Regions from separate parts of the Homo sapiens genome. Here region 2 is linked to region 1. A link is an interaction called in ENCODE POLR2A ChIA-PET data of the cell type or tissue named here. Cell type or tissue: MCF 10A. All regions are shown on one strand. Each heading gives the region's core, and the rest is flanking DNA. Links, peaks and the distances in the headings are about the cores only. Region 1 has its middle 54 kb from the start of ADAT2. Region 2 overlaps AIG1 (androgen induced 1).

Region 1 (9,444 bases), core at 3,311-7,310:
TCACTGCAACCTCCGCCTCCTGGATTCAAGTGATTCTCCTGCCTCAGCCTCCCGAGTATCTGGGACTACAGGCTCATGCCACCATGCCTGGCTAATTTTTGTGTTTTTATTAGAGACAGGGTTTCACCATGTTGGCCAGGACGGTCTTGATCTCTTGACCTCATGATCCACCTGCCTCGGCCTCCCAAAGTGCTGAGATAACAGGTGTGAGCCACCACGCCTGGCCATGGTGTTCTTATAAACACCAGTCATATTCAATCAGGGGCCTACCCTATTCCAGTATGACCTCATCTTAACTAACTCTATCTGCAACACCCCTATTTCCAAATCAGGCCACATTGTGGGGTACTGGGGATTGAGACTTCAACATATAAATTTGCTGGGGGGACACAATTCAACCCATAACATATGTACTATAAGTCTACTGCATGCCAGGCACTGTGCCAAGCTCCGGGGATACACTTTTGAACAAGAAAGACAGTTGCTACTCTCCTTCATGTTATTTGAGAGTAAAGAGAAAAATGACACAATAAAAAAGTAACCAATATGCTGTGATAGGGCCCTGAGAGGGACCGTGGGAGAACAGAGGAGAAGCAAAGAACCTCACAGTGGAGACCAGGGGAGGTCGCCCTGAGCAAGTCAGGTCAAAAGCCTGAAGTCTGAAGGAAGATAGGAGTTTACCAGGGAAAAGGTGGGGTGGAGCAGACGGATCTTCCAGGTGGAGGCAACTCAAAGTACCAAGGCCAGTGGGGACAGAGACAACAGCAATTCTGTGGGGTTGAAGTAATAGCATGTGCAAGTGTGTCCCAGACATTAAGGAGAGGAGGAAAAGAGTAATGAAGAGACACTGGAAGAAGAATGATGCAGACCCAGTAAGCCCACTGAGGAGTATGGCAGAAACCCGAGGGCACTCGGGAGCCACTGAAGAATGTCGTTTAGGAAATGACATGATCAGATTACATTTTAGAGAAGCCCTGCTGGCTGAGCCTGGAGAGGAGGAGAAGGAAGGAAGACCACTTAGAGGGGCACCTCTGTGCTCCAGATGAGAGATGGCAGTGGCCTGAGCTAGGAGACTAGCAGGAGATGGAGCTCACGGGACTTTGCTGCCTACTGGTCCTGCAGATCCCAGCCCAGGCATCTCAGAGCTCCCAGGGCTTCTCCATGTCTGTGTGCCAGTTTGACACTCATGTCCTCCTCCTATTTTTTATTCTTCAAATACTTGCATGGTATTTACCATATGCCAGGCACTGAGTGCATTAGAAATGCTAATTCATTATGTGCCAGAAAGTAACTATGAAGGAGGTACCGGGAGGCACTGTTATTAATCCATTGTACAATGGGAGGACAAGGTCACAGAGTTAACAGATGACAGTGCCAGGATGTGAATCTGGCTGTCTGGCTTCACAGTTAATACTCTTTTTTTTTTTTTCTTTTTTTTTTTTTTTTTTTGGAGACAGAGTCTCACTCTGTTGCCTATGCTGGAGTGCTGGAGTGCAGTGGCATGATCTTGGCTCACTGCAGCCTCCACCTCCTGGGCCCAAGTGGTCCTCCCACCTCAGCTTCTCTAGTAGCTGGGACATAGGCCCATGCCATCATGCCCAGCCAATTTTTAAGAAAATTTTTGTAGAGACAGAGTCTCCCTATGTTGCCCAGGGTGATCTTGAGCTCCTGGGCTCAAGCCATCCCCCAACCTCTGCCTCCCGAAGTTTTGGGGTTATAGGCATGAGCCACTGCTCTGGGCCACAGTTCGTACTCTTAACCATGACCCTACACTGCCTCTTATGAGGAGGTGGTCCTTTTATCATCACACTCACAAGAGGACCTGGCACATAATAGGGCCTTGATAAATACTTGTTGAATAAATGTTGGTGGTGATTGGATATATATGATGAAAATGGTGGGGGGATGCAGACTGGGGGATGGGGCCCAGTGTCAAAGATGACTTCCAAGACTTTCAGCTTGGGTTGGAGGTGAGGGTATTCGCTGAGTAGAGGACCACAAAAGAGAAAGCTGTCTCTAGGGAATGAGGAAAGAATAAACTTTAAATCTCTATACCAGAGACCTCCATGTGGAGGGGCAAACTGGAACGGCCTGATGGAGCACAGCTCTTCCTACTCCTCAAGCATCTAGAGCCTCAGCCACCCCTCGAAGGTGCATGTCACTCGCTGCCCTGGTGAGAACATCCATCTGAAACATTTTAGGCCTTACCCTGTAACAGCTGAATAACAGCTATTAGCTTTGGACTCTAGGCATTTTTATGAGATCTTAGTTCCAGGGCTTGAGGTTTGGCAAAATGAGCATATTATTCACACGCAAAACAACTGCATTAAAATAGCATTAAGCATCTGGCTTACACTGACAAAACCTAGGAAATTCAGAATTATGGTAATAAGTCTGTCCTGAGTTCACCCCCAACACTATGCCTGGTGCTGCTCCATTAAGTGTGGAGAGAAAGGTCCCCACTGGGCAGAAAGAGCCAGACCAGGGAGGTGGAAGGCAGGACAGGTGAGGGAAAAGAAGAGGAGGAGGAGTTGGGAAAAGAACACTGGGGCAGGGGCTATGGTCCCCTGACCCAGGCCTGCCACATGGCGTATGGTGATGTAGCCATGAAGTGCTGGCCCCCAAGGCCACTCCTCTGATCCTAGAGCCAGGCGACACTTGCCCACCCCAGGCACCGGCTCCGCTGGTCTGAGACTCCCTCCTAGAAGCTGATGAAGATGAGACACATTTGCCCCATGGAGTCGAAGCGTCTTTCAAGTTTGCATCCCCGCAGACCTCAGACACAGGGAGAACTAATACGCAGGTACATTTCTCCCCACTGAATTTCCATTTTCTTGAAAAGAATTAAAGAGAAAGAAGCTTGATAACAGATGAACAAAAAGCATTGTACTGTGTTCGAACATGGCAACATGGCTGATTATAGCATTAGGGCATCACTCTGTTAAGGATATTTGAGAATGTAAACAATTTTGATCTGGAGTTCCATTGAGAGTAGAAGAAAAAAGTGAGAAAAAGAAATTCCTTCCTCTTGGTCAAAAAAGAGACCTTTCTCCATTTGAGATGACGTGTAACCATTTGTTCCAATGATTTGTAGTAAAATCAGTAATTGGTTCTTGGGATGCATTTTGGGAAAAAATGTCTATAATTCCAGAATTCACCAAGGTAGTTTCTGTAAGAACTTCCTCTAATCTTTTAAAATAGTTAAGTATAATCCAAGAGCTCAAAAATGGGCCACGTTCTTTTTAAATACAATAAATGTGATCTCAGTCTAACCAACTTTGAGACGACAAAAATACGGTCCTTGGGGAAGCTGTATGAATGTAGCATAAGTGTCAGGGTGGCAGAGAAGGTGAGACACACCTACGTTTACAAGAACCCCAAATAACCTTTGTAAAATAAAAATGAAATGTCAATTCCACAAATTGATTGCCCTCTTCCAATAGTTTTCAGATTTCTTTAACCTTTTCACCTCCCGATCTCTCAGTGATTAACAAATCTCTTCTCTTTGCCCTACAATTACTATACACCAGAATAATAACCCAAGTAAATAAGCTCCTTTAACCCTTCCAATAATCCTATGAGGTAGCCACTCTTGATCATGGAATGATGTCATTTATCATTATGATACATAATGACATTAGGTTACTTGACCAAGGTCACACCACCAGTAAATGGAGGAGCTGGGACTGGAACCCCACGTGTTCCGTTCCAGAGGTTGTTCTAAGCACACTTTGAGTTCCCACGCCACCTGCCACCACCACATGTAATTTAAGCGGAGATTAGTAGTCCATCCCACCCAGACCTGGGTTGCCTGTAAAACCCAGCTGAGGACATCCAGAGCTGTAGGGGTCCTGATCCCTCTGGAAGTCCCCATCTTAGAATGAGAAACCCTGTTCTCTGTCAAACCAGCCAAGAGACAGAAAAAGGAGTTGTGTTCATTTCTAAATTGTTAAAAATGGTTCTGAAGGCCCATTTCTTTTATTCCTCCTCTTAAGTGGGAAAACCAAAAAAATTCTATGCTACCAGGTGAAAGCTGAGCCAGGCATAAAACACAAGAAAACTCAGGCTTTAGAAAACGACCTGGCAATCACTTTTCCAATGTGCTATAAAATCTTAATAATTCTGAGTAAACTGGCCCAAAATGCATGAAAGTGCAGAACAGCTGGAAGTTCAGGGAAAGTCATTTGTGTGCTCTTCTTGTCACTTAGCAAAGCAGGAACAACCTTGGCTCTGTTGTGTAGCTATTTAGATGTCACAGCCATGAATCCCTGACTCTCCATCAGAGGCCACTGGCAACACCTCCCCTTTTTTTGTTGTTTGGAAGAAAGAGATATAGGAGAAGTTGTTCAAATAAAATGACTGTTTGGGGTGGGGAACGGAGAGGCAGTGTAAACATGGCTAATAACAAGCGCAGAGAGAAACTCAGGACACAGTGACATCAGCAGAGCCAGGCATCTCAAAGCCGGTGACAGTCTGCACCAGCAGATTTCTTGTGGAGCTCTAGATATTTCTGTTCTGACTGGAGTCTTTATTTAACAGTCTTGATGAGTGCATTAACTGTGACTTAACTCTGAGTTTGAACGAAAAGTACAAGTATTTGACGTGTTTCTTGGCGACACCTTTTGACAAAAGGATGCATATATCCCTAGTTTTGTGCTAGAATTCTTTAGTGGGGACTCTCTGGAACTAAAACATCCTCTTTGGAGGTTAAATTTTAAGCCTTTTCACAGCTTCTCTATCCCACAGCCTCCTCTCTGCACATACACTCATGCACACACGTACATAGAAGCACCAACCCCGGGGGCGGACTCGCTTAGCCTAGATGCAAGCTGCTGGCCTGTGCACAGTGTATTTTCCCACAGGACAGAGGCAGAGGGAACCCAGTGGGACCAACACAGGAGGCCTAAGTTGGGTCTGAGGTCTCCCAACCTCCCAGAAAATGTTTCTCCTGGATCATGCTCTTTGGTTTCTTTCCTTGTTTGTTTTCTACTTGAGCGGCAGGGACGCAAGAGAAATTGACAGAAGAAAGAAACCGCCTGAGCATCAGACACAGGGGTGATGGGAAATGAAAATGATTTATAGAGTTTCGTTGGCCTCCACTCTCGCCTTTTCTGCTTTTTGTAGCTCAACATCCCACAGGTGTGAACACAGCAAACTATGTAGCCCTGTTTTATTGTGTAATTAAATAACACCCTACACTGAGTCAAGCTGAGTTGTGAAACCTCAAGGTTCGGAACATCAGGTAGAGGATGTGGGGAAATGCCTGCCGCCTGAGGTCACTGGGTTCATTTTCCTGGCACCAGTAGAGGTGAGGCAGCTGCCTTGTAATCAGCTCCTCCTGGAAATTACTACACCCACACAAACATTTGGGTCCCATGGAAACGGCAGGAATGCGGTCTGGTCTAGGAGCCTGGAACTGGGGCCTGAACATCTAGATTGGTTTGGCCCCACCACCGACTTCCTGTGTTGTCAGTTTACACCTCGACACCACAGTTTTGCCTTTGGAAACACCAAAGAGAGGGTCCTGCAAAGAGCAAATCTGCGGGAATGGTGTGAAAGCTCTCTATTTGCTTAGGATGCTTTAGCTTTGTTCCCGCCCAAGGCAGGAAAAAAGATGAAATGACTAACCCTATTATTCTACTCTGTAATTCTGCTACTGTGCTGAAAGGCTTCGCAGCGTCTTGCCTGTGGTGGGAGTTTGGCAGAGAAGACCTCCACAGCCCTTCCAACTCTGAGATTCACAATAGTCAGTGACTTCACTGAAAACCATGGAATTGCATGCTGTCATCACTGGAGAGGGCAGGCCATTCTGAATGGAAACACTCTTATTGGGCATTTTTAAACGTAGGCAGTAGACAAACATTCCTTTGTTGCTTTTCTCAGGAAAGAAATTACTTTCTGAAGACAATGGCAGGCACATTTAATAGAAGACACACAGGTAGCTTCAGCTAAGAAATAAAAAAAAGGCCAGGAACAGTGGCTCACGCCTGTAATCCCAACACTTCGGGGGGCCAAGGTGGGTGGATCACCTGAAGTCAGGAGTTCAAGACCAGCCTGGTCAATATGGTGAAACCCCATCTCTACTCAAAATACAAAAATTAGCCAAGCGTGTTGGCATGCACCTGTACTCCCAGCTACTTGAGAGGCTGAGGCAGGAGAATCACCTGAATCAGGGAGGCAGAGGTTGCAGTGAGTCAAGACTGCACCACTACATCTAGCCTGGGCGACAGAGCAAGACACTGTCAAAAAAAAAAAAAAAAAAAGTATTCTTGCCTATCCCCCTCCTCCCTACCAATGCACCAAAAGAAAAAGTAGCTTCCCTAGAAAAGAATGTCAGCCAAATATAAGTCAGGATGCTATCAGAGTGTAGAAGACATGCAGGGGAGAGGTGTGAAGGGAGGCAGGAGAGGAGGCTTCTGGGAAGGGCTTCCTCAGGCAGGCGGCTCCTGAGTCAGGCTTTAGGAGATACCAGTAGCATTCACCATCCGGAGGGAGAGAGTGGGTCACAACAGGACAAGGATGGGAGCAAGCAAGCGGATGTGGAAAATTCCATGGGGTAATAGAGTTTTACTTTTTCATCTCTCCAAGAGCCAGTGCTGTGAATCCCCTAGGAAGCACAGATTTATAACTTGGTAGGGACCACTGTTCGGTATAACTTTTTTGTAGTTTAGTTTGTTGTTGTTATTCTGACTCTCACGACATAACGCTGGCTTTGCAGAAAGCACATGTGCAGCCACTGAGTTCACAAATGTGGACTCAGCCACCACCCTGGGCCAGGTACCTGGAAAACACTGGCAATGTCCCTACTGCCATGGAGCTTGCATTCCTGCCTGGGAAACAGACAAATAGGAAATCAGTGAAACAAAGATCAGTTCTGAGAGTGATGAGTGCTTAGAGAAAAATAAAACATGTATGTGATGAAGTGGTGGGGAGGGAGTAACATTCAACAGAGGAGTTCGAAAAGACCTTTCCGAAGTTGTGACACGTGAGCAGAGACCTAAATCGCAAAAGCAGCCAACTTTGCCAAGTAAGATGTGCATTCCAGGCAGAAGGAATGGCGACAGCAGAGGTCCTGAGGAAATGACATCAGTGTGTTCTAAGAACAGAGGGAAGGCCAGTGTGGCTGAGAAGGAGAGTGATAGGAAGGGAGAGGTATAGGGGTGGACACTGGAGGGATAGGCAGGGACCAGATCATAGGGGCCCTTGTAACTGATAGCAAGGAATTGGACTTTATCTTTATCTGTAATAGGAAAGCAAGGTAGGAATGTAGGTTGAATAGGCTTATTATAATTCAACATGGAGACACAGTGATGAATTAGACCCTAGTGAATAATCCTAGAATCTCTCAGAATACCGGTGATATTAGTGAATGGATGACAACTGACTAGAAACCAGATAGGTGCCTGAGATTTATAAGGCAGACAGTTCCATACAGGAATTTAGAATCTTACCAGACTCTAAAACCTTCCACATATATATTTTCCCAAGTATACATACTGTGCCATGAATATCTAAATAACATTTCCCAAGCATGTGTGTGGTCGTGAATGACATCCAAATTTAAAATACAATGCATTCTGCATATTGCATACGGTTTTCTCAGTGGCTCTTCTAAGACACCGTTACTGGTGAGCATGTGCGAATACAGTCTGAAAGGGAGAGAGGAAAATCTCAGCTCTTCTTCCAAACCAGCCGCCATCCTCAGGAGGCCCCCACACCCTCAGGAAGAACCAATCTGCCTGGTCTTATCACTGTGACAGATCGAATGATGGGTATCAAGTCATCATTTCATGGCCAAGATTTTGTCCCAGACTGTAGCTCACTCATTTCTGACAATATGTTGAAAGTGAAATGTGCTTCCTCGCCCCTCCTAACTTCCTTTTACAATTTATGAATTTTGCAGTTTTGCTAAACACAAAAGCTGCTAGAAATTTTCAGAATAAGCCCTTTACACTCAGCATGCAGACGGCAAAGTCTCAAGGGACAGAAAATTATTAAACGTGGGACACACAGAAAGAGATTTAATGTTTTTAGGACCAAAAAGAGGATTATAAAATTCAGGCAGCACAACAAATACCAGCCGAAGCCTAACTGGCCAGGAGTGTGTCATAATTATTCCTAGTCATCAATTCTGATGGATTCTGGGCCCCAGCAGAGAAGTCACTTCATCCTCCATTGTCTAATGGATGCTGATGAAAAGGTTACAGTGCCAGGAAGGTGGTGCTCATCTCTAATCTTGCCTGCCTTGTTCTGTCAAGTCAGAGTTGATGAGAGAGACCCAGGTAACTCATTCTCTTGCTCTTGTCCTGATATCTGATCTCAGGATGGCATTCGAGCTGGTATTTACCATTTGGCCATGTGCCAGGAGTCCTGTATTTTAAAGATCTTTAAGTAGAAACACACATAACTCAAAATGTTAAGCTAGAAGTATCCTATTTTCTCTTCTAAATCTTTCAACTTACAATTTAGGAAACAGATCTAGAGTAAATGGGTAATTTTTTTGAGGCAGCAACAAAACCAGGACAGGAAGTCACACTTCCGTCTACCGAGTTCTCCCAATCCAAAGCTATCTGAAGTGGCTGTTTTAGATTTCCCCACCCACAAGACTTGGCCACAGTTCTCCTAATGCCCAACCCCTTGGCATCACAGCAGTAAAGGGAACTCTCCCTTATTGTGAACATAATATAACACAAGCTCTGAATAAAGAATACAATGTTGCTTTTACCATACTTTTTTCTTCTTCTTTGAAATTATGGTGATTCCTAGTTTATCTTAAATTACACTAGCCCAAACCTTTATCCACATAAAACAAAGCCAGAAATCAGGAAGTAAGCAAGAAAGGCACCTATAGTGAAAAAATAGCTTCTTGTGGTCCACGCTAAAGATTGCAGGATGTCCCATTTGGCCTTTGCTGATGTCTCTGATTCATGTTTAAAACCTTAACAAGCTTGTTTGCAGGGGTTGCAATCTTCCAGGAGCCTGAGAGCTGCCAAGACATAAAAAGAAGAGAAGTTTCTATGGGCCAAGAACCATAGGACAGACCCTCAGAGCACCAACAAAGCACTGCACACAGCCAGGAAAGAAACAACACAAACAAAGCATGAAAAGCAGGCAGAGTTTTAAAAGGAGCATTTCCAGGCTGGCTTACAAACCTCCACAGGCCCAGGAGCAAACTCCATCAATAGCGCGTGGCAGCCGTGGAGGTTTTTAAAGCTATCCCTGACTTAAATATCCAGAAAAGGTTTTCTTTTGGTCATCATGCTTTGAAGAAACAGAGAACTGTGATATATCTTAGCAAGACTGGCATGACTACCACTTAACATGGCGATTACTGTTGAGATTGTATTGTCTCAAGGGTGTAAACACACAAATGAACAAGTAAAACTCCTCAGCTATGTAAAACCCCCAGGGGCTTCAAACGATTCTGGTGTTTCTGAGGCTCTT
Region 2 (9,444 bases), core at 2,958-6,957, 72 kb before region 1:
GGTCTTGAACTCCCCACCTCAGGTGATCCACCCACCTTGGCCTCCCAAAGTGCTGGGATTACAGGCGTGAGCCACTGCACCCGGCCGTGAGTAGATCTTATGTTAAATGTTTGTATCACCAAAAAACAGAGAGGAAGGTTTTACAGGTGATGGTTATGTTTATGGCACTGTTTATGGTGATGGTTTCAATGGACTTATACTTACCTGAAAACTCATCATGTATACATTAATTATGTATACCTTCTTGTATATAAATCATACTTCAATTTTTAAAAAATGAATTAGGCCAGGCAAAGTGGCTCACACCTGTAATCCCAGCACTTTGGGAGGCCAAGGCGGGTGATCACTTGAGGCCAGGAGTTCAAGACCAGCCTGGCCAACATGGCGAAACCCCATCTCTACTAAAAATACAAAAATTAGCCAGGTGTGGTTGCACGCACCTGTAATCCCAGCTACTCAGGAGTCTGAGGCAGAGAATCTCTTGAACCTGGGAGGCAAAGGTTGCAGTGAGCCGAGGTCACTTGTCCAGCCTGGGCGACAAGAGGAAGACTGTATAAAAAAAAAATTAAAATGAAATGAAATGAAATCTAGAAGGAACCGCTGAAAGGGTTGAATGTGGCTTCCTCTGGGGCAGAACAGGGCATGAAGAGGAAACTAAAGGGCAGTTGGTGGGGCAGGGAGTTTCTGCTTTTTTAATATAAACATTTTAGAACTTTTGATGGTTTCATTCTGATAAACATTAAAAAGGAACACTACAACACAACTGGGAAAAAAACCTGACACCACCACCCTTCCCTTGCTTAGTGAGGGTGTGATACTGTGGTGTCATCTAATGTCTGTGTTGCTGATAGACTGGGAGCTCTGTCACAGGGCAGGGACCACATCTACTTCATAGACTGCTGTATTCACAGGTCTGACACCTTCTAGGCGCCAATACGTATTTGTTGAATGAAAAAAATATATAAGAAACATTTCACAGTGGTAGAAGCAGCACCCAGAGGACAGATGTGACAAATGATACAGAGATAGCCTTACTACAGTTTGACATCAGGCACTGGCATAGAGCAGGAACTCAGAAAGGTCTGGAAATTTGCTCTTTATTAAAGGAGGTTGGTGATGAGAGAGAGAGGTTGGTAGTCCAAGGAGGTAGCGAGATCAAGGAAGACATTATCATGGCTGGGATATCAGGACATTGTTTGCAGTACCAAAAATAAGCATCTAGTGGAGGGAGGGATATAAGCGATGCCAGAGAGAGACACTGAAGATAATTTCTGCAAAATATGGAAAATTATGATTTTCTGTTGTGGAATTTCAGATGTTCTTCCTCCTCCCCCTCCAGAGCTAGCAGTTCTGCCGTGTTTTGATGATTGCTTGGGCCGTTACAGTGCCTTGCTAACCACACTCCCTACCTCCCTTCTGAAAGAACACATGTTCCCTACAATGTTCGATGTCTCTACTTAATGTTTGGCATCTATGTGCCTTGAGAAGCTCCAAATGATTCCAGTTAAGCAAAACAGGTCATGAATGTTATTCAGGGGAATTCAAATTGAATTCTCTCCAGGGTAACATCACCATAAAACCAGGTAGACTTTAGAAAGTGGGACTGCATGGAAGCACATCACTTAAAATCACTGTAGACGTGTGCCAGGAAATGTGTTGGAGGAAAATGTTCTGAAGGAGATTATTGGCCTCCTTTATGGATTAATCACTCTGATATTTGTGATTTAGAATCAGGAAGAAAGCACATTACCTCATTACAGGAATTCATTCTGGGAGGCATTCACAATTTGCCTCTTTCTCCAGGGATGGGCGGAGGGACTTGTAACCTTGAAAACATTCTTGCATGTGAGAAGTACAGAAAAATATTATATATTTCTGCATAAGGAGAAGCAGTAGAAAGTTTTTGTTTGTTCTGTTTGCTTTTTTTTAATCTAACATAAATTGACTATGCCAAAAACTACATTATCTGATGACCACGTCTCTAAGGTAGGCTGTATGGTTTATAGCACTTTACCAAAAGGGAAACTGAGGCTCAATGAAGTTAAATAGTATCCAAGGTGAACTAACAAATTTGTGGATGAGCTCAGAGTTGATCCCAAATATACGTAGGCAGGACCAGTTAATCGTTGATCTCATAACTACGTAGGCGGGACCAGTTAAATTTGTGATGCCCAGTGCAAAATAAAAATGCAGAGCCCCTTGTTCAAAAATGATGTAAGACTTTCAAGATGGTGACAGCATATCCTTAAACCAAGTGTGATCCCCTTCTGAGCACAACACCCTGTGTGACTGCACAGGATACAAATGCATAAGCCTGCCCCATGTATAGATACCTCCCAGATTCTGTACATTTGGGCTAGCTCCACTGAAAAAAAATTGGGACAGCTTTGATGAATATTAAACTATGATTATACCTTAAAATATTGTCTTGAAAAATACTGTAAACCCACTGTATATCAAAAATGGACTTCTACAATGATATTTGTACCTGAGTTAGAGATGATTTCAATATTATTTCAGATTGGCTCCTTCTATTTGAAATTGATGCATTAATTTTTTGGCTTTACCATACACTTTACTAAGGAGACCATTTTGAGCCCTGTTTCCATCTAAGCTGATGTCCTTTGTCCTATTCCTGGGACCTACAGGCTGTTCATCAGGAATCTTGGCAGACCCCCACACACACTGTGAGCCCCTCACAGCCACGCAATCCCCACTGCTGCTCACCCCACCTGACACAGAGTGAAGACTCAAGAAACATTCATTGAATAAATGAATGAGTGCATGAACTCTAGGAAACTGCAGCAGAATTTCAGATTTTCAAAAATGGAGCAAGAAGCAGTCTCCATGCAATCAATACTCAGGCAATGGTCCAAGGGACCTTTAGAATGGTTCTAAAATTAGACCATTAGGTCTCAAGAGAGGGCCAGGTCTAAAATCAGCATTTGAGCCAAAAGTCAAACCTGTCCTTGAAAAGTCCTTCAGGAGCTTCAGGTTGGAGGTACCATGAGAGGCTCACAGAAACCTACTGGGTGAGAAGCTGATGCACATCCCATATCTTATCCCACCCTGGGGCACATGCTCATTGCCTGCCAAGCCATGCAGTAAATTCCAGTAGGTTAAATGCACATGTGATGTAACTGTTTCTTAAGAGGTAAGTCAGTGCCTTCTCTGAAGGAAGTGTTTATTACTTTATGTCTGCAGCATTTCTTCCCCCTTCTCAGGGGAAGTTGTAAAATTCTGAACTCTGCGTTTTATAAGACACTTAGTCTTGCGTTAAAACTTCACCCAAAGTGATTTATCTTGCATCTTGCAACATTTCTGTATCTCACACATTTTCTATAATGAGCATGAATTACTTTTATAGTCAGTGGGAAAAAAACTTTACAGGGAGATTTTATACTTAGATCATTTTTTTGTTCTGAGCAAAACATTAAAAGAAAAGCTTTCCAGAGCCCTGTCCCCATCCATCACCATCTAGCCTTCAGAGCAGTACAGGAGCTTGGCATCCAGGCTGAACACTAAACTGCTGAAATGTGTATCTCAGATTCTCCACTTACTTAATCTGTCTAGGCCTCAGTGTCCTTATCTGTAAAATGGTACTAATACAATACCTTCTCCAAAGAGCTGCTCATATAAAGCCTTTAGCACATGTGCATTCAGTGTGGTTAGCTAATTAGCTCTTATTGCATATGAGTCTGTGTCTTCAGTGCTAATAGCCTAGATCTCAAGCAACCTAATTCCTTATCTAAATGTGAATGATAGAGCAAGTTTTTAAATCCTCTTTAAAGTAATCTCAAAAATAGAAAGGTGACATAGCTAGAAGAGTAAAGGATGATATATCGACCTCACTGCGCCCTCAAGGGCTCCAGTGACCACCCCAACTCATGACAGAATAGGATGAAATTTGGCCATGTAGCAAAAAGAGCTACTGAGCTTGACAATGTCATTTTTTCAACTGACTATATATCATTTATACCCAGTCAACATCCAAAGTAGATTCGAATGTTGTACATACCACTTGGAATCTGAAAATGCTTTCCCTTCCACTTTATTGGTGGCAAACCAGTTTTCTAATAATTCTCTATGAAGACCCTGTGCTAATAGATGCTGTCTACCTTTGAACCACTTGTCCCTTGGCTTTACAACATCACACTTTTCTATTTTGCTTCCCTGTTACTAGCCCATCTTTCTTGATCTCCTTTTTAGGCTCATCATCCTTGACCTTATCCCTTAAATCTTAACCTTTTCCAAGGCCCTTTCATGGGCCCACTTCCTTCAGACCCTGTACTCTTCCTGGGTCTCAGTCTGTCCTGATAGTTTCAACCACAATCTTCTTTTGCCAATGAACTTGATACCTGTATTGCCAAATCAGTCCTTTCTTCAAAGTCCAAATCCATAGAACTGACTGCCTTCAGAACATCTCCACTTGGATATTTTACAGGTACCTCAAACTCAACATGTCCAGACTGAACTCATCATCCCTTCAAACAGGCTCCCTTACAGCATTCCCTCTCTCAGGAAATGGCAGCTGTTTCCACCCTGCTAATCAAGCCAGGAATCTGTGATTAATCCTTAACTCATCTCAGTTTCCTCATTGCCTAAATCTAATCAATCACCATGTTGTCTTAACTATATTTGTTAAATCAGTGCCTGTCAAATTTCTTTTACAGGTATACACACATAACTGAAATAGAAGTTTCACAAAATAATTCTTATCATCATTATATGCAAGGCCCTGTAATATTTTCTCCTCTGTTCACTTCTGTTACTGTTTTAAAATGCTAGTAACAGTGAGTTACTGACAAATGTTTAACAACCAGCTAGGTCTTCTGGAGGCAAGGGAGGGAATACCTGATGTGTAACATTTGCCCATATCCTTGGTGTGACTATTCCCACCATGGCTGAATTCAAGCTACTGACCAACCAGCTTGCAAACCACCTAAAGATTTAACAACCAGCTCTCATGACAATCTCCAGCACGCCACACTCATGACTCAACAGTTTGATAGACACTGGTCTAAGTGTTCTTAAATCTTTCAGCTAATTTTCATTGCCAATGCTATTGTTCCTCTCCTAGCCACTACCATTTCTGATACAATTGGTTCAGCTCAATCTGATCTATTTCAGATTTATTTATTTTCAAAGACTTTATATTTGCACACTAGGACGGAGTCTACAATTCTTACCATGGCTTAAAAATCAACCCATGGTTTGGCACCTGCCTGCTCCTTCTGCCCTCTCTTCCTTGATCACAACAAAAGTGTTCTCTTCTTGAACTTCTGGGAGCGTTCTCTTGTTCTCAGTTCTTTAGACATGCCTTTTTTTGGCTAGAAAGTTCTTTCCTCCCATCTTTACTCAATGAATTCTTATCCTTTCTATCACAGTTTAAATGCTACTTTATTCATTCATTCATTCTTCTAGTGTGTGACAGGCATTCTGATAAGTGCTGAGGATCCAAGGAGAGGTAAAAATAAACAGTCCCTCACCCCACCGAACTTACACTGTAGAGGGGGAGAAACATATTATTTAAATAAAGATATTCAAATTTAAGTATGAATAAAAGAGCTTTAAAAATGAATGAGAGCCCTAGTTCTATAAGAACTTATAAAAATCTGTCCTAATCTGATGGATCAGGGGAGACTTTCCCGGAGTAAGTGATAATTGATCAGTTGTACCAGTTGAGCTAATATAGAAAAGATACATATAACCTAATTATTCTAAGTGGTGGCTAACTAACAGTACAGGCAGAAAGAAGAATATGTGAAAACCCACATTGCAGGAGGGAACATGACAAGATCAAGGAACCAAATGAAAGCCAGTGTGACAGGAATGCAAAGAGGAACAGGAGCAAGATATGGGATGGGGCCAAAGAGACCGATAGAAGCCACTCTATGAAGAGCACTCTAGACTTTGTTGAAACTTTGGGTCTCTAACAAAAAATCAGTGGGAGGCCTTTGACATGTTGAAAGCAGGGATATGGTGTGTTCATACTTCTGGTTTGGAAAGATCACTCTGGCAGCAGTGAGGATGACATGGAAGGAGGAAAAAATAGATGTAGAGACAAATTAGAAACTATCACAGTCCTCTAGACAGAAATGCTTCTAACACAAATTAAGATGCTGGTGATGCACATGGGAAAAATCAACATATTAGAGAGATGTAAGGGGTAACCTTGATAAGACAAGCTAATGGATTGGACAATCGCTACACTCTTCCTTTCCAACTTGGGCCTGGCAGAATGGTTCTCACAAAGAAGGATGGCAAGACAAAAAGGGCCACTCTGCCATCAACAAGGTGGTGACCTCGTTGATGATACACCATCAACATTCACAAGCGCGTCCATGGAGTGGGCTTCAAGAAGTCTGCCCCTTGGGCACTCAAAGAGATCTGGAAATTTGCCACGAAGGAGATGGGAACTCCAGATTTGCGCATTGATACCAGGCCCAACAAAACTGTCTGGGCCAAAGGAATAAGGAATGTCCCATACTGTAACCATGTGTGGTTGTCCAGAAAATATTCTGAGGATGAAGATTCACCAAATAAGCTCTATACTTCAGTTACCTATGTACCTGTTACCACTTTCAAAAATCTGCAGATAGTCAATGTGGATGAGAACTAACTGCTGATTGTCAAATACATCAAATAAAGTTATAAAATTGTAAAAAAAAAAAAAAGATAATGGATTAACTAAATGTGATGAAAGAGAGGGAAGTATCAAAGATGACTTGCAATGTTTGAGTTACAAAACTGAATGAATGATAGTACTATTTGCAGAAATAAGAAATACTGGAGGTTTGGGGAGAAAGAACATGATTTTGTCTTTAGATATATTGAGTTTGAGGTATCTTTAAGATGGGCAAAATGAGATGTCTTAAGAACAGTTTGATAAACTGCCTAGAATAGAGGAGAGATCTGGGTTAGGATATAAGTTTGTAAAATACCTGTGTATAAGTAGTGAACATGATGCCATAGCCATGAATGAACTCATCAACTGAGAATGCATAAGAGAAAACAGTTTGGAAACCAAGATTTAAGCAAATCCAAAAATTAGTGGTAGGGTAGTGAAGGGTGCACTGACAAAGGGAAGAGGAACAGCCAAGTGGTAGGAGGAAAACCAAGAGAAATTGATGTCAAAGAAACCAGTATCTTTTGGTCGAATAGCAAGAAGAGATGCCAGACTGCTGTGGGTGAAAGTGAGTACAATGTACAGATATGGTGTCAGTGAATCTGGACCACTTATTGGAGAAGTTTGCTTTTGAAGAGGAGAGACTTGAGTAGTACTTGTGAAGTATTTGGAAACTTTTGATTGTGCTTTAATGAAAGGCATCTGAACATATTCATCAGCTATGAAAAACATTGGTTTGAAAGAAAGTTAAATACACAAGAGAAAGAAAGACTAAAGGCAAGTGGGAGGTTTAAAAAAAGTTGGGGAATAATCCCTGTGTACCCATGGCACGCCTACACTTACCCTTTCTTAATTCTGACTACACTTGTAATTCTTAATTATCTGTGTTTCTCATTACACTGTACTCCATGAGGACAGGAGTTAGCTCTGCCTCATTTACTTTTTTTCATCGATGCATTATAGATGTACACAGTTTCAAGGTATATGTGTAATTTAATTCATTCATATAAGCCATTTACTTTGTATCATTTGTGAGTAACAAAGCACTCAGATAGGAGGCATGAATAAATGTTATTTTTTTAATTGTACATAAACGTGAATGCAAACGGAGGTACATTTAATAAAATAGACCATCCAAAAATCTTATTATGCTAATATGTGCATATATATGTATGCACACATATCATGGTTATTGATTTCTTAAGCTAAAATTAAAATTGGTACCATGACCATAAGCATATGTTATTTGATCACTAAGACAAGAAGACCTTAGAAGGAGAGAAATTAAAAGTCAGCCAAGAACTAAGCACTCTCCAGATAGATGGGCAAGGCCATGAGTCATCTTTGTGCAGAGAATTGAGCCCTGATAAAAATCAAGGAAACAAATGGTGAAAGCACAACTTGTTAAGACAAGTGGATGCATCATTCACACTGATCCAGGTGAAACCCCAAATAACAGGATTTCTTTATCTGAGATGGTTTGATGACCTAACAAGTTAAGAAAACCAAACCAAAACAAACAAGAAACGCTCAATTCCATTTTGGAGACAATATTGAATGCCTCATTTAGGGAAGCAAGTCCATGCAGCAAAAAAGAAATCAGATGTGCACTTCTTTCCCAGCTTTGCCAGTTTTATGATAAGTTCTTTAGTCTGATCTCAGTTTCTTTACCTGTTTAAAGAGAATAATCATACCTAATAGGGTGGTTGTACAAAGTAAAGGAGATTACATCTCATGTTTATAAGCACCACACTCAGAAGAGCTGTCTGCTTCTCTGCCTCGTAGGTTGCAAACCTGAGAATTTCACATTACATTAGCAGCTCTGACATAGTCTCATTTATACCCTATAAGCTCTGATTCATACAATAGTACGATGAGAATGCCATGCTATATCTAGAATTGCTGAGAAGACTAGATGACATTGTGTGCTGAAGGAACTTTGTGAAATACAAAGAACTACTTAAACAAGTAGTCAGCAGATGACAGCCGGTGTGCCAAATCCAGCCCACCACCTGGATTTTTGTTTGTTTGTTTGTTTTATGACTCAAAAGCTAAGAATGGTTTTCACATTTTTAAATAGTTGAAAAAATCAAAAGATGAATATTTCATGATGTGAAAATTACATCTAATTCAAATTTCAGTGTCTATAAATAAAGTTTTATTGGAACACATCCACACTCGTTTACATATTGTCTATGGCTGCTTTTGCACTACAATGGCGGAGTTGAGTAGGTGTGATCGAGACCATATGGGAATATTTACTATCTGGTTCTTTACAGAAAAGGTTTCCCTACTCCTGACTTAAATTAAATATAGTGACAAAAAGCATAAAGATTTTGGAGGTTTTTTTTGAGATTAAAAAAAATTCATAAGTTATTGGCGAAGTGCCTGCCATATAGTAATGGCTCAATAAACAGATGTTGCTGTTTATATTCCTTCATTAGATTATTAATTCAACAAATAGTTATTGAGTGCATACTCTGCCAGATACTGCTCCAAGAACCACAGAATACAGCAATGAACATAATTGGACAAAATTCCTTTGCTCATTGAATAGACAATAAACAGACAAATAAAAATAAGTAGAGTATATTATTTGGCTGGGAGAAAAAATAAAGGATGAAAGAATAGAGAGTTTGAGGGTAGAGGTTGCAATTTTTAGATACAGTGGCCAGGGAAGACATCACTGGAAAGGTGACATTTGAGTGAAAACCCGAAGGACACAAGGGAGCCCAAGGGGATGCTGTGGGGGTGGTGAGGAGTATTGTTCTGGGCAGGGGAATAATACAAAAGCCTGGAGGCAGAGAGAGCTTAGA

What was found. ChIA-PET counts read pairs that join two places held together with the same protein. Peaks named below come from ENCODE experiments on the same cell type or tissue, not always from the same donor. Only the 100,000 strongest peaks of a DNase experiment are listed, where the experiment ranks them.
Region 2: POLR2A ChIA-PET joins it to region 1 with 10 read pairs; 3 of 35 experiments call an interaction of 5 or more read pairs at or near these places.

The regions. Positions count from the first base shown.
Region 1 is chr6:143,392,311-143,401,754 of GRCh38, forward strand. No RefSeq gene overlaps it. Among named protein-coding and RNA genes, the nearest start is that of ADAT2, 54 kb to the right of the region's middle. In MCF 10A, for the core only: no CTCF peak of the experiment used is centred there; a DNase peak (open chromatin) is centred at 5,271.
Region 2 is chr6:143,321,034-143,330,477 of GRCh38, forward strand. All of the region lies in intron 4 of AIG1 (androgen induced 1), which reads left to right. It also overlaps the pseudogene RPL31P27. Among named protein-coding and RNA genes, the nearest start is that of ADAT2, 120 kb to the right of the region's middle. In MCF 10A, for the core only: no CTCF peak of the experiment used is centred there; DNase peaks (open chromatin) are centred at 4,518 and 4,958.